Regions from separate parts of the Mus musculus genome. Here region 1 is linked to region 2. The links are chromatin loops, found by intact Hi-C in ENCODE. Cell type or tissue: left cerebral cortex. All regions are shown on one strand.

Evidence for each region. A loop is a pair of places that touch in the nucleus more often than their neighbours do. Peaks named below come from ENCODE experiments on the same cell type or tissue, not always from the same donor. Only the 100,000 strongest peaks of a DNase experiment are listed, where the experiment ranks them.
Region 1: a loop joins it to region 2, with 2.8 times the contacts of the local background. A loop is called at or near these places in 3 of 42 quality-filtered maps.

Annotation. Positions count from the first base shown.
Region 1 is chrX:36,388,729-36,396,728 of GRCm38, reverse strand. No RefSeq gene overlaps it. Among named protein-coding and RNA genes, the nearest start is that of Gm6268, 11 kb to the left of the region's middle. In left cerebral cortex, a CTCF peak has its summit at 3,220 (motif pointing right); DNase peaks (open chromatin) are centred at 3,302, 3,826, 5,764 and 6,577; H3K27ac peaks cover 341 bases.
Region 2 is chrX:36,323,136-36,331,135 of GRCm38, reverse strand. Lonrf3 (LON peptidase N-terminal domain and ring finger 3) reads right to left here and starts at 2,727. Exons shown (of 11, transcript NM_028894.1): 1 at 1,737-2,727. The coding sequence starts at 2,556. In left cerebral cortex, a CTCF peak has its summit at 3,121 (motif pointing right); DNase peaks (open chromatin) are centred at 1,154, 1,874, 2,260 and 2,715; H3K4me3 peaks cover 2,901 bases; H3K27ac peaks cover 1,074 bases.

The DNA.
Region 1 (8,000 bases), 66 kb before region 2:
ATATTCTGCCCTGTAATTACTGGAATCGGGGGGAAAATTGCTCACAGCCTACTTGTGAGAAAGAAACTATGGTGCAAAGCAGATGTGATCACTGTGAGTTCTATGGAAGCAGAGGAACTAAACAATATAAGCGCACATCCATCCTTGAGACATAAGCTGCATAGCCTGAGGCAATACACAGAATCAGCCCCTGATGGACTAGCTCATATAATCCATCAGAGACCTTTGGTCATCGCTAGCAGAGGTTCTCATAGATACCCGGGGCAGTAAAACAATAGACGAAGGCTAGGCACAACTCAAGAACATAGGTATTAGGAAAGCAATGTATGATGCTCAGTTCAGAGTACCTGATAGGACAGTGTTTATCAGAGACTTGAGAAAGAACTGGATTCAAGGAGAACCCAGGCACTGGCATAGAGCTTTAGCAGTTTTGCGGAGCCCCTTTGGTGGGACAGGATCTTTATGAGGTAGGAAAGGCTTTGGAGGAGTTAAACAACTTAGGCCAGCAACCAAAAGATGTTCATAATGTGGGAGAGCAACCTAGAGTAAGAGAAAGTTGAATTTGAGAAAGATCTCTTTCTGCGTTACTGGAAGGCAAATGTGGCAAGATTTGTGTTGGGCACAAATCCCTAAGGGGGGTGTATGGCAGGACAAGACTAAGTCAAAGTCGATGGTAAAGAATTTCTGGAAGACTTTAAAGACTGAGAAGCAGATTGGAGAAAGCCTTGATTATGGAAAGAAAGAAAGAAAGAAAGAGAGAGAGAGAGAGAGAGAGAGAGAGAGAGAGAGAGAGAGAGAGAGAGAGAAAGAGAGGGAAGGGAGAGGGAGAGAGAATAAGAAGAGAAAAAGAAACAATACAGGTGAAGATTAAGCTTGTTCAGGGATGGACCATTACTTCTCCAGACTAAGCAGAATATCATGCATATTGCTGAAATGTATGCTATGGGTGGAGATGGTTTGCCCATCCTGGGTCTCTTCCAGAAGTCAGGTGAATGGAGAGGTTGAAGCTGCAGCTCCAGCCCGTGTCAATCCAGACTTTCTCTGACCCAAGGGACCGGCCTGAGCAGCAAGAACAGCAGGAGACCTGGACCTCACTTACCATTCATTAGCTCTGAGCAGGCCTGAGCCACATGAGCCAGCCTCACCAAGCTCCTCAGAGCTGGAGAAATACGGAGAGGTTCCATAGGACAGCTCCAGGGTGTGGAAATGGAATGGCTCCGAAGGACCGAGGGTTGTGGAAACCTAACTCACTGCCTCCTACTAAGCTCCTGTACCCAGCATGTATCTGTGAAGGAAACAATTGATACAAATGGCTAGAATCTTCTCTTGTTGTGTTAGACCTTGCTTATGTTTGACTAGTATCTCTTTAGTTGTGGCCTTCTGTGAATATGAACTCTCAAAGTGCTTTACCAAGGTTATCTCCACAGCGCCACCATTCATTATGTGATGGCACATGGACTTGGCACCACTGTTCTGTGGACTCTATGCATAACGGCTTTGTTACATATGGGTACCCTAACTCTGATCCTGAGCGTTTTGCAGATTCAGAGACTCATTTAAGATACACGAGAGTGTACCTAAAGAAGTGAGCATAGGGAATAGTTCACAAAGGCCAGGGGTTACCCCCGAAGCATTATGGTTGTGTATGGCTCAAAGGATAACAAACAACAAAGTGGCTGAGGGAAACTTTACGATAGCTTGGGTCTGTAAATGTTGAAGTGTATCTAAAGGGTAGCCATGGATGCTCTCAGGAGCTGTAAGGTGGTTAATTAGACATCCCAGGGCTGGAAGTGGGTTTCTTCTCTAGCAATCGGTGGCTGCAGAGGCCACAGAGGCCCCCAAACAATAAAGACTATTGCTACAGTTGTTGATTGCATTCCAGAACTGAATGGTTAGAACCTATTGCTGAAGAGGTTATATACTTTGGCTGCTGTGCTTTGAGAAATAAAGCTAGAACAGGGCCCGACGTGTCTTCTCCCTTCCCTTTCCTTCCTCAAATCCGTTCATGCACCCCCTTGTTCTTTCTCTCAAATTCATGGCCTCTTTTATGTTGTTATTCTACATGCATGCACACCACACACACACACACACACACGCACGCACGCATGCACGCACGCGCGCGCACACAAATATGTAACTAGAAGCTCAGTTCATAAAATGTTACTTGTTTGTATATGATTTCTGAGCTGACCACCTAACTATTGGATCGGCTCTGTTTTGATTTAGTTGTTTCTTTGTTGATTCCTTTTTTATCTTTTTGAGTCATCTCTTTATATTCTAGATACTAATCCTTCTCCACATGTACAGGCGACAAAGATTTTCTCCCATTCTGCCGATATCTCTTCATGTGACTAACAAGCTCTTTTGTTGTGTTGAGGCTTCGTTTTATGAGGTCCTGTTTGTCAACTGTAAGCTTCATTTCAGTGATTTAGGTGTTCTATTTTTCACAGTTTCAAAGTTTCAGGTCTTTTATATTATGGTCTTTGGTGCATTTGGATCTCGGTTTTGTTCAGGGTAAGGGATACATATCTGGTCTCATTCTTGTACATGCAGGCATCCAGATTTCACAACATCACTTGTTTAAAAGTTTTTTTCTCCCATTTTTACATTCTTGTCTAGAAGCAAATGACTAAAGTTGTACAGGATTAAGTTCTCTACTGAAGTATCCATTATCTGTTTTTGTGTCAGTACCACATTATTTTGTTACTGTGTCATGAAATCGAGTATGGTGATACCTCCTGCAATATTATTTTTGCTTATGATTTCCCTTAGATGTCTTTTGTTTCCATAGAAAATTTGAGGTTTTATATATATATAAAGTCAAGGACATTCCTTAATATATAGAATATATAATTACATATATTAATTATATATTAAGGAATGTCCTTGACTATTCCATGTTTCTCACAGGAAGCTCAATTAGAACAGGAATCTTGTTAATATTGTGCTACACTGTGTCCCCAGCATGTGATACACAAACACATCCTGTGAAGTGGACAGTGGGACAAAAAATAGCCCTCCCGAGGCAAGAATACAAAAAGGAAGGTGGGCTGAAGTTCTGATTGGTCTAAGGGCACTGCGCATCAGTGATTGTCATATGTAAAACAAATGATTATTCAACATTTAAAAAAATGTAGCAGCCCAACAGAAGCTCACGGTCTTTTTAAAAAATAACATAGCTTCACTGTATTTCAAGCTTCCCATTAGAGGCTATGGCACACTCCTAGTGCATTTTTTAAAGATGGCCACTAGATGGAGAACTATGGCTCTATATCAGAATAGATGCCTGGCTTTGCATTAACAGCAAAGAGGAAAGTAATGAAAAGATGTGGTGTGTGTGTGTGTGTGTGTGTGTGTGTGTGTGTGTGTGTGTGCATGTGCGTGCGCGCGCTATTTTTCTTGTTTATTCTGACTTCAGATTGTCCCATTTCAAGAAGGTTTTGGGTTGTTTTTCTTCTTGTCCTACGTTCATAACAAAAGTACATCAACTTTAAAGTTTTCCCCATCACCTAACCCACCTCTGCAAGCTCCACCAGATCCTCTTACTTCCTGGTCAGCACTTTCCTGACCATTTTCCTCTTATCTTTCCTTTTCTCTGCTAGTCATACTCCCTCAGTTTTGTTACATTTAAAATGAGGGCAAGCATAACATCGTTGAGAGGGTGTTGAAAAAAAATTACAAAGCACATTTTACTGGTCTGATTTGGTATGTAGTGTCTTCTTATAGTCTCACAACAATCTACTCTGATCCACACTGAAATGGAAGCTGCTTCGTTCAAACAAACATAGTCACAGGCATACCTATTTTCAGAAGTGTGTTATATAAAGGGAACTATGCTCAAATAACGTTTGGAAGGAAGAGCCACATGCACAGATGCCCTGCCTTATGTTGTGCCTCACTCACGAGTCTTTGAGTGAAGTCGAACGGGGAGATACAAAGAAGTAGGTACAAAGAACTGGGGGGAAGGAGTTTCCCAGGACCCCCACCAGCTTGCAGTGTTAGAGCCAAGCAGCCCGCTTATCCTTCAGAACCTCTCACTGTAAGTGTGTCTTGTGGATCCATGCAGGACAAAAAAGGCAGGCAGAGAAAGAATAGGAAGACCCAGGCAAGGTTATATCATCAGCAATCCCAGTTCGTAGCAATGAGAACAAAATTCAGGTCACATACACAGATAGACAGAAGGCAGTCAGATAGAAAGCAACCAGATTTTCCTTGTCTTTCATTTCCAATGGTTAGCAAAGGGGGCTGTCTTTATTTTGCTTAGTTTATTTTTATTCAAATATTTGTTCATTTTGAGACAGGTTATCTCTAGCTCACCTGGAATTCTCTATATAGAGCAGGCTGCCTTAAACTTACAGAAATCTGCCTGTATCTGCTTCCTGAGTGCTGGGATTCAAGGCTTATGCCACCTTACCTTATTATTATTATTTTTTAATCTTTAATCGTTTCTTTACAGTCCAGTTGTTATCCCCCTCCTGTTCTGCCTTCTGACAGTTCCTCATCCCTTTCCTCCTCCCCCCAGTCCCTTAAAGGATGTCCCCACATCCCCATATACCCCCACACCCCACCAGACAGTCCTCTGCTGTATATGTGTTGGGGGACTCATATCAGTCCTCTGGTGTAGGCTGCCCAGTTGATGGCTCAGTGTCTGAGAGATCTTAGGGGTCTAGGTTAATTGAGGCTTCTGGTCCTCCTACAGGGTCGCCCTCCTCCTCAGCTTCTTCCAGCTTTTTCCTAATTCAACCACAGGGGTCCCTGGCTTCTTTCTGTCCATTGGTTGGGTATAAGTATCTGTGTTGGTCTCAGTCAGTCAGCTGCTTGTTGGGCCTCTCAGAGAACAGCCATGCTAGGCTCCTGTCTGTAAGCACACCACAGCATCAGTAAGAGCTTCAGACCTTGGAGCCCCCCCCCAGGCTTCTCTTAAACTCATCATCTTCCTGCCTTAGTCTCCTCAGTGCTAGGCTAGCAGCTATGCAACTCTATGCCAGGTCAGGAGTTCTTGGTTCTCGAGTGGACTATGCAGAGAGTCATTGATGGTGGCATTGCAAATGAAAATGACTGTAACTAAAGAAAATGAACATCAAGTCTAGCTCAGGAAGCCCTATGCCAGCAACCAAACAATTCCCTGTGCAGTTCAGGCCACTAGTCCATGCACTGAGCTAATTCACTTTCAAAAGGGCATTTGGTACTGCTTGGCAAAATATTGCCACATCATAGCACTGACCTTCTGGGAGTCAAACGAGGGTGCACATACATTGTCATAGACAGGTAACTGAACATGTGTTTGGGAGCGGGCTAAAAGCAGTGCTCTTCCATGGCTTCTGCTTCAGTTCCTGTCTCCAGGTTCCACTATGGCTTCCCTTGATGATGGGCTGTAATTTTGAAGCTGGAATGGACCCTCTCCCCAAGTGACTTTTGGCTATGGTGTTTATCACAGCAACAGGCTAGGCTGTTAGCTCAGAAATGTGTCATGGGCTGGGTAGATGGAGACACATCAGTTTGGTGAGGATAAGAGAACACAGGCTTGGAGATAGGCATGCCTACGTGGTGAGAACAACCAAGAGTCCACTCAAACAGCACACCTAAGAAAGCTCCCTGCAAAAAAACTTTCTTGGGAAAGGGTGATCTGAATAAGAAAAAAGCATTTTTTTTTCCATTCAGGAGTGGAAGTAGAGCTATCAGCTAGGCCCTGAGGTTGCTAGGAGCTGCTCTGGCAATGGTTGCGACACTAAAGTAGGTCTTGGTGTTCTGCTGAACATAATAACACAGGACGCCAGCATCAGACAAGGCAGCTCTGTGACTATGATGGATCCAGACAAAAGCAAGAGCACTCTATAATGTCTGAATTCAGACAGACTATGAATACTGCCCAAGCCACTGCAGTGACAAAACACCCCTCTCCCAGATCCTGTGTGCCTGCTGCTGCTTGCCCCATAGACCTTTAGCTCTGGTCTAGTCTGCCCTCTTACTGAATAAGATTTTATCAAGATCCTCTTGTTACAGAACGTGTGTGCCTTCTGACACGCCCAATCTAGAGCAAACCACAACTCACTTCCTCCAAACCACCCAACCAAAGTCCAAATCCCATAATATCCTGGGGTTGAGCTGCTTCAGTTAGTGCTCTATGGTCTCCCTCAGTGCAATAAGCAGGAAACTCATTTTGATGGAATGTGTGTGTGTGTGTGTGTGTGTGTGTGTGTGTGTTGACAGTGTCACCAAATGATTAAGACAATCACCAAATGCAGAGACAATCTTCTTGTACAGATTCATTTGAAAAATTCCGGAAGCAATAGCATCTGAAATGACAGAGACAATAATCATAAGGAACTGTAGGGACAGAAGAGGGACTTCTTTGCACAAGCCTTTTTTTTTTTTAACAGCTATTGTCTGTTAGGAACTGGGAGTGAAACGACAGACAGGCACAGAGACAGAGAGTCCCTGACTCTCCTGAGAGGTTGTCTAGCCTGGGAGTTGAGAACACAGCTTGTAGAGCCAGCTGCCTGGGTTCTTATTCCAGCTCTGCCACTCACCAGCTGGCAACAAAACACAATCCCACAATCCACTGTGCATAGTAATTTCCTATTTTCCTGGTCACCCTCCAGTGAGGGAGGTGACTCAGCTATCCTCACTGCTTTTCCCACACCAACACTTGGGCCTCGTCTTTCTACCTCCCAACAGACATTCGCCCAAGACTGAGTTTTCTCTGTGATTATGGCAAAGGGCCCAAGGGAAAAAGGTCCAGATTTTAGTCTGGTTAAATACAAAGCTCAGCGTAATTTACTTATGGTCTTAGTGCCTGCAGAAAAATTACAGCTGACGTTCATGAAAGGAACTCCCTTCTGGGTGATTATTGCTTTTTTTCTTCCTTTATGATTAACACTTATTTATTTGTGTAAATGTCTGTGGGTATGTGTTATAATGCATGTGTTGAGATCATAGGACAATCTGCAGAGTTGGGTCTCTCCTTCTGCAGTATGCGTGCTAGGGACCAAGCTTGTCGTTAGTGTTGGCAGCAATTCCTTGTACCCACTTCGCTGTTTTGCCACCCCTCACTTCTGAATGTTTCTTAAAAGCTTAATAAGGACATGGATTTTATGACATGCTCCCTTGGCCCATTCTCAGTTGTATTTTGAAAATTTCATATGAGTACAGATAGCCTTATTATCAAGAAGTGAACGGCCTGTTTGAGAGACAGAAGATCACTAACAAATGGAGCAAGAACACAGCTGAGAGGAATGTGTGATAAACTCCATGGCCCTTCTTTCCCAGACCCCCTCACAGTCCCTCCCCTTTTCCTCTGAGCAGGTGGGGGCCCCCGGGTATCCCCCCACCCTGGCATATCAAGTCTCCGTGGAGCTAGGTGCATTCTCACCCACTGAGGCCAGACAAGGAAACCCAGTTGGGAAAATGGATTTTGAAAGGCCACCTGCAATTCTTGATTCACCAGGCCTTCTCACGGAGAGTTCTGTGTTGATCAGGCGACACCAGGGAAGCTTTGTGCAGAAAGAGGGGCAGAATAAAATAAAATTTAGGTCAAAGCTGTTTCCTCTGCCCTAACGGCATTTCAGAGCATAACTTCTCTTTCATATGAAATGATTAGGATTGTTAAATAATTTTCAGACCACGAGAGCCACTCAAGTGTGTTTCCCAAAAGCGGTGCTTGAAATGGACGCATTTTTACTGCAATCTCAGCTTCCCTGTAAAAATACTGCCAAGCAGTCAATGGCAGGGACTTCAGATATACGTTTTCCTATGCCAAGAAACAGATAACCAAGAAACAGAACCAGTCACAAGTGGATGAAGACCTGCTAGCTCTGATTTGAGGAGTATGCGGGCATCATTCCTATGTTTCTCCCATTCCCAAACTCCCATTGTACTCTGAACTTCTATGAGACCAAAGGTTTCTAAACCTATTACTATTTTAGTCTCCAGTCTTTATAAAGGCACTCTTCATTCCAACCTGTACGCATTCATTACAGTTCCTAAACATAGTGGTGAAT
Region 2 (8,000 bases):
AAGCTCTAGGCTACAGCTTCTGCTGCCAGAAACAGGCTTTGATGTCTGCCTCTATGCCATCCCCTGAAGGATGTATGCTCTGGGCTGACCTGGGTGCCCATTACTTGCTCTTGATTTTAGCATAGAGTTTACAGTACTCTCTGACACTTCTCTGAATCACACACCCACTAGCCCATTGGCAGCTCACAGCCTGCTTTGTTTAGACACAAGCAGGGTATGTGTTGTGAGGATATCTGTGTTCCCCAGTTCTCATAGCCACTGGTTTTGCTCCCTTCTGCATTACCTGTTGCTGGCTTGGGTGGGACTGAAATGTGGGGAGACTCCATCCCATCCCTCCTCTATCCACCAGAGATTGCCTAGGAGGTCCTAGGACCCTACAGCCCCTTCTGCTTAGCCAACTCCCTCCACACCAGCACGTTTGGTTGGACACATCGCCCTGCCTTGCCTGCCTGCCTAGGTGCTGGCTGGCATCAGCTGGTGGTTCCAAGGCCACTTCCTGGGTTGGAGTGGGAGGAGGCAGAAGGTGCAAACAGGTCCCTGGGAAAACTCTGGTACTCCAGTCCAGCAGAGATGTGGGACTGCCCGGGTTGCCCTTGAAGCTACAAAGCCCACTCTCTTGGGCAACTCTTGGAGCAGGTTAAACAGAGGCATGGCCCCTTTGTGATCAGTCCCTTGTTGCCTTGGGGGGGGGGGATCCCGAGCAGTTGCCTAGTCCTGCCATTCATTGGGTTAGAGGGGTCAAAGGGTTCGATGTCGGGGAACTGGCTGTCTAACTGCAGCGGGTGGAGGGGGCGGGGCAAGTGCATCTATTTCAGCCAAGGAATCGTGTGATAGGAAACGGTGACAATGAGTCACAGGGCAGCGGGGAGCGAGCCCCCCCCCCCTCCGCCCCCCGCACACGCTCGCGGGATGGTTTCTGAGGCGAGCGTGGCCCACTTCAGTTACCTCAGCGTTACACAATCCCCGCCCGCCCGCCCGCCCGCTTGCCTGCCCGCCCGCCCGCGCGGGGGAGGGGCCGCCGGCCCGGGCTGGCTCGAGGGCCTTATGCAACCAGTGCTCTCCTGACCTAATTCCAGGCGGGACCCACCCCACAGGGAGCCTCGGCCCCGGAAGGGACAACTCCCAGAGGCGGGAGCCACGGACTCAGGCGCCCGCAAGCCACCTCCGGTTGGTAAAAGCCAGGAGGACCGCGCGGGAGTTTGGAAAATAGTGCCAAGTTCTTCTGCTGATAGGGGAGGTACCGGCAGGTGTAAGAGCGAGCTCCAAAGTGTCCAGGAAAGACCGTGAACTAGAGACAGTGACACTGAGCAAGACCGAAACAGCGACAAAACTGAGAAAAAAAATGCGCAAAAAAGAGACGAACGGGATAAACTAAGAAACTGGAACCAGGAGGTATAGGAGCAGGAAAGCAAGCAGGAGAGAGGGAAAGAGCACGAGAAAAGAAAAAAAAAGCTATAGGACCAATCAGAAGACTGAGACACAGCTTTTAAAAAAAAGCTAAAGTAGGGAAGACAAACTCCTTGCAATGCCCCCTCCCTCCTCCTCGTGGGCCACGGGCTCTTCCCTCGCCACCCCACCCCCCAGCCCGCGCGCGCGCGCGCGCGCGCGAAACCAAATCAGTCCGGTCCGTCCCCCCGCCCCCGCCTCCCAGCAGGGATCGCTCCCCCGCCCCCCTCGCGTGGCGAGCAAGCCCGCACGGCCCCTGTGGCGGCGCATGGGGGGTGGGGGGGACTCACCTAGACGAACAGCCTCGTTGTACTTGAGCAGAGCTGCCTCCACCTGGTGCTCGCGGAACAGCCGGTTGCCCTCGTGCCGGAGTTGCGACGCCCGCGCGGGGCCCGGGAACAACTTGCCCAGGAGGCCGCTGAGTACCACGTTAACTCGCAGTTGCAGGGGCGCCGGCTGCCCCGCGCGCCGCGGCCCGCGTGCCCTCCCACTGGCCGCCATCAGAGCGGAGAGCTTGACCCCGCACAGAGCGCAGCGCCGATCGGCGGCTCGCCCGCGCTCCAGGCACAGTTTACAAAAGGTGTGGCCGCACCACAGGGACACCGGGTCTGAGAGAAACCCGTGACACTTCTTGCACTTAAAGCCATCCCATACCTCGGGGGCCACGGCCGCGGCCTCCCCTGCCTCTTTCAGCGCCGCGGCGCAGCAGCTCGAAGTGCCGCTCGAGTCGGAGGCCAGCTCCTCTTGCGGGACACTGTCGGCCAAGCAGCGCACTAGCTGCTCCAGCTGCTCCGCTACGAGCTGCTGCCTCTCGGAGAGCTGTCGGTACACCTCGAGGGCTTCCCGAAGGTGCCCCTCAGATGCCAAGGCATCCGCCTGCGTGAGCAGGACTTTGCACTCCAGCGGTGTCGGGACCGCCAGAGGCAGGCTTTGCTCGGGCTCTTGAGCCCCGAGAGCTTGGGAGCCCTCGGGTGTCACCTCCTCCGGGTGGGCGGCTGACTGCCCTGCGGCCGCTGATGTCCCCGGCTCCTCCGGCTCCGCCAGCTCCAAGTTGTTGCTGCCGAGCTCGGCGGACAAGCTCACCATCTGTGCGGTCTGAAGGGAATCCATTGAGAGAAGGAACTGCGGAGGTTGGAGTGAGGAGAGGCGTCTAGGAACAGGGAACTAGCAGGAAAGAGCGGCGGCTGGGAGCGGGCTGCGCGAGCGAGAAGGCGGGATCGCCGCGCGCGCGAGTCTGCCTCGCCTCCCGAGCTCCATGCCGGCTGCCCCGCGCTGCCTAATAACTGTCTTGTCTCAGCGAAGCGTTATATAAAACGCAACCACGTGACTCCTACCACGCTGCTCATTGGCCGGCAGCGGGGAAATTGTTACAAAACCAGACAGTTTTGTAACAGCTTTGCGCTTGCTTCTTTTGGCTTGGCTTTTCTTGGCTTGTTTTTTGAGGTTGTTTGCATTTACTCTTTCTTTCTCACTTGTGATTTTGGGTCCTTTCTGGACTGGGGAGAGGTACACAACCTCTTCTTCCACGCTTTTCCAGCTCTAAACTCTTTGCCATCCCACCTCAAAAGTAGTCTGCAAACAGGTCCGCTCTGCCAGCCGCTTGTTGGAGTCCCCCCGCCCGAGAGAGGCCGGTCCCTATCGGCTCCAGTCACAGAAGTTGCTGGAATGCCAGGCTCCCCTCCAGGGGGCGATGGCTGATGTCTGCAAAGGCACCTAGGGACACCCAAGAAGTCCTCATTTGTTCCCTAGAAGAGCGTTAAGTGCCCCTGCTGAAGCTCCTGGGTTTCCTGAGGGATTCCCCCAAAAGAGACTTAGTGCAGTTTTAGGAGAGTTCTTTGTTTCTTACCAAGACAGCGAATCATGAGCAAATGGTCCAGCGGATAAAACAAGTTAGGCAGTCCGTGCTGGGCAGCAAGGGAAGAACGCACATCTTATAATCCTATATTAGATTGCTCATTGGGACCCCAGGGAGGCGCCCTCCGGTTCTCCTCCTCTTCCCTCCCACCCCCAACTCAGGGACCAGTGCTGGAGCGGGCACCCCCCTGGAGATTCACTGGCTCCAGGACCCAGAGACCAGATGGGCACCACCTTGAGAGCTGAGTTTGCTGAGTTCGCTGTAAACTCGGGGGGGGGGGCGGGGGGGGAGCGTGAGGGAAGCAGAGGGAAGATACAAGCCCAAGACAGCAAATCCAGAAAAAAAAATCAGAGAATTCAGTCACAGCCCAGCTGCTAAACAGCCTCCAGGTTCACAGAAGCTGACTTCTGGCAGGCCGTGCCTAACCTTAGGGTTTGTGCCCTTGCGCTAGGTTGAACACAAGTTGTAGTGCCTGGCTTGGGCTGAGGAGTGGGGCGGGAAATTCCCAACCAGGCACCCCTTAAAAAAATGCCAGACTGCTCACAAACTACACAAGGATTTGTTTACTGCTGGCCTTTGCATTTCAGACAAGAGCCATGAACAAAATGAACCGGCAGGGTTCTGGAGTACCCCACTTCAGGATAGACTGCTTCAAGAAGGAAGGCTGAGTTCAGTCAGGCTTGCTCTCAATTGTCTTCCTCCTCCCTCCCGCGCCTACAGGTCCTGGAGAGTGCTCAAATTAAGATTCCAAGCTGAGTGTCTCCAAGTTGCCTCCTGCTGTGGTCATTTAGCTGGGGGGTCTTGGGCAATATCATCTAAACCTATTATTTTCACTTCTAAACAAATGTCTGGGATGGTTTTAGCTGGGATTAAGTCTTGTTTCAGAGCTGGAATGATAGACTCTTTGCCAGCATTGAGGTCCTTAATCCAGCCTTAAGCCAACAAACACCAAGATCCTGGAGAATAAGTATAGACAATGTGCAGCACACTTCAGGGCAGCCCCCCCCCCCCCCGGTCAGACAGGACACGGAGGGACAGAGTAGAGAAGGGAGGCAGTTCATAGACTAGAAAGAGAGCAAGAAAAGAAAGGCTCAGGATTCAATCAGGAAGGCAGGAAAACAACACAGGAAAACTTGGTCTAGCTTTGGCTTTGCTGAACAAATCCTTGGGGTCCTAAAGTTTCCTCCAGCCCTAACCTTGAGTATTCTTGATCCTAAAACCAGATTTCAGGCGTTAACTACTGAATCTCAAATAACTATTCCATATTCCATGGCAGGTTTGGGGAGGTGGGGCATGCTTGGGGCTAAAGACTGAATTCAGCAGCAGCTACAGAGGAGCACGGGGCTCCAAAGGCTATCCTCTATCATGATTCTGAAGCTAGGGAGCCCATCAGGAGACTGACCAGGAGATGGAGGAGGTGGAGAAAAGTCAGTAGAGAAGAAGCTGCAGTTTCTGGTGGCTTGCTATCTGGAGCTGGGACAATCATTTCACTCCTTAGTTTACTCTGCTATCAAATGGAATTCCCAGAACTAGTTATATGTCTACCACTTCTGATACCTATAAAGAAGGACAATCTGCAGGGCATGAAGAGATTCATTTGAAAGGACCATGACACCGGTAACAAGAAACCTCTTAATTTAAAAGCATCATCCCTTTGACATCTCCAAAACATTATCCCAAATTGTCTTCCAAATGCAGTGGTGAGGATGTGCCTTGCTTCTTAAACCACTCTGTTTAATACACTCCTTAAATTTATCCCTCTGTAACCTACAGGTCATGGGGAAACAAGAATGTCAGGCTGGGCAGATGGTCACAGTCCTGCCTGCATGAGGAAGGATGTGCTTTCAAGGCCTCTTCTGGACACCTGCATTTACAGGGTGCTGACCATGAATTTGGTTAGGAATGGTTCTGATTATTAGGGTAATAGAGGGGCCTCTGGTGCAAAAGGCAGTTGCAACTAGCTGGCTGCTGACCAGACCAGATTCTATAGAAGAACTTTACATTGTGAACCAATGTAGTAGACTACATCCAACGAGCATTCTACAGAATGCTGGGGAAACTACCACGGTGTTTTTCTTTTCTTCTTTATGTAAGTTAAACAAACACTAGTTTCATATATGTTTGTGAATCAAGGTGGAAGTCTCCTACTGAAAATAACCTCTTCCATGCTTCCCCAGTAATAACTGGAGGATTCCTGGAGTAAGGATAGGTGGAGAGAGTTGCCAACCTTTTCTTTTCAGATGCACATATTCCCCTACCGAAAGATTCTATTCTATTTATTTTATTAAGATTGCACATAGCCAAAGTGAACTGGGGAGAAAGCAAAAATTGAAACACTTCTCATTTTTACCAGCTACAAGAAAAGTTTTTCAGTTGGGCTCTGTAGAATCTCCCTGTGTCCCAGAGGGGAGTCTAAGCAGAACTGGACCCCCCCCCACCTCGCTCCTCTCCTCAACCAAGACAGCTTCATACCCACCTCATTTGAGATACAATTTCATTAAGGATTTCTCTTTAAAATAAAACTTTGAGAGTCATGGGCATTTTCATATATTTATATTTAATAGTGCCTATGTAGCAGACTGTATTCCAGGGACTGAAGCTTTTGTTAAGCAACCCTTAGCTCTCAGGTGTTTTCTTTTTGGATAGTAGTACATCTTGTCTCCCATGTTTCTGTATTGACTTTCTGAGAAAACTAGAAACCCGTGAAGACAAAAAAAAAAAAAAAAAAAAAAAAAACAACAGCAATCCTCCTCACAATACATTTCTGGAACAGGTTTTATTACACATAATAATGGAAACCCTAGTACAAGCTGGAAACATTCAGAGGGTCAAGCAGACATCCAGCTGCGCTCACTGTACCTCTGCCCCCCGATCTATTCATAAAAAGAAGGGAGCAGGTGTATAGATAATATTTTACATTCCTGGGATGAAAGAGTTCAAAGTCAAGGATATGGGTGGCAAGTAAATAACATTCTCCTCCACACACACACAAAGCAGAGGAGCTTGGCAACTCACAGACTTTAGCCAAGTTTCTCATTTCAGAACCCAGGATCAATTTCTACCCTTTAAAGACCTTCACACCTTCACATGAGAAAAAGACTGCCCATAGCTATGCAGAAGAGCTCAAGTCTTAGTACTAACATGAAGCTAACTTATCAGTGCCGGTTTTACAAATGAAGAAATGATGTGCCAGGAAACACTAGTGACTTACTACACGTCACAATGGAAGTTCAGGACACAGCTAGGATCGGAAGCCAGGGCTTGTCTCTATGTGAGCTTTCCCATGTGATCATTTTGCTTCCAAAGGACAAAATGCATCTGTCCAAATAAGAAATGATATCAGCTTTCCCATCTTTAAGACTTCCACCAGTTCAACCAATGTGCACTGAATATGTGCTGTGTGCTAATTAAGTTGGCATTTTTGGAGCAATAATATAAGGATGTGATATACACACTCCCTACTCTCCAGGAGTTCCTTGAAGAAATGAGAAGCAAAGCTCTAAAACTATCAGGTGACAACAATAGGCAGTATGGAAAAAGTGTCAAGGCTGGGGAACCAGTGTGTTCATAGGGAGTGCTCAAAGACAACAGAAGGCAGCACTTCCCATCTCACAAAAAGGTGCCTATGAGTTAGGTGGCAGAGGATGTGAACAGCTTCTCAACTCAAAGGGGACTCTTTGACATTGGAGCTGTGTTCCCTGAGAAAGGTGGAACATTCAAAGTTGAGCTGGTCAAGCCCCAGAGTACCTTTTTTTGTGCTGAAGGTTGAACCCAGGGACTCACACAGGGTCAGCAGGTGCTCTACCATTCCATTGTCCTCCTAGCCCAAGCATTTGTGTTAAAACTTCCCAGGCAAATATGATGCTCTATGTGGTCTAGTGTTCACCTGTGGAAAGGATGGGGCATATCTTACTTTCCCCACTTCATACTTGGTATCCCCAAAGGACCCCAGGGATATCAAGAGTTCTTTGCTACAGTTGAGTGGAGGGCAAACTGAAGGGCTAGGGATTTTCAATGGTAAGGTATCCTCCCAAGCAGGAAGCAAAGCAAGATCATAAAATACTAAACTGAGGATGGTTTTCTTTATTTATCCCCAAGACAATTCAGACCTGCTTCCATAGCTAATGAATCTGTTGTCTAATGTAAAAAAAAAAAAAAAGAAAAAAAAAAGAAAAAAAAGAAAAAAAGAAAAAAAAGAGCAAAGTTGTGGAGCTGGTGGCCACAAAGGAAGGCCATGGCAAGGCCTGTGCTGGCAGCAGGCTCTTTTGACTTCACTGTGTGACTTGACCCAAACCACTTTCCCCTTCTAAAGAGTAAGATGTATGTTCTTCACCTATTAATAATGATGTCCAATGTCACTGTCACGATTAGCTCCTAGTGATAGAAAAGGCACAGTCCTGCTATCATTCCTGGGAACAGAAGGGATCCACAGCCATCTGCCAATGATTATGAGGAAAATGTGTGTGTGCCACCTTCAGAATAAGCATCTTCTCTCCAGGAGAAGAATAAACTAGACTGGATTCTGACTTAGGACACAGTGGAACAGTGGATAATGTGTAAGCTCTAGAGGCTCTGTCTGGGAGCATTGTAGCCTTAGGAGAGAAGAAATAAAAGGCAGATTAAAAGATTGCCCCCGGCACAGGCACATATGTAGCAGAGGACTGCCTTGTCTGGCCTCAGTGGGAGAGGATGCGCCTAA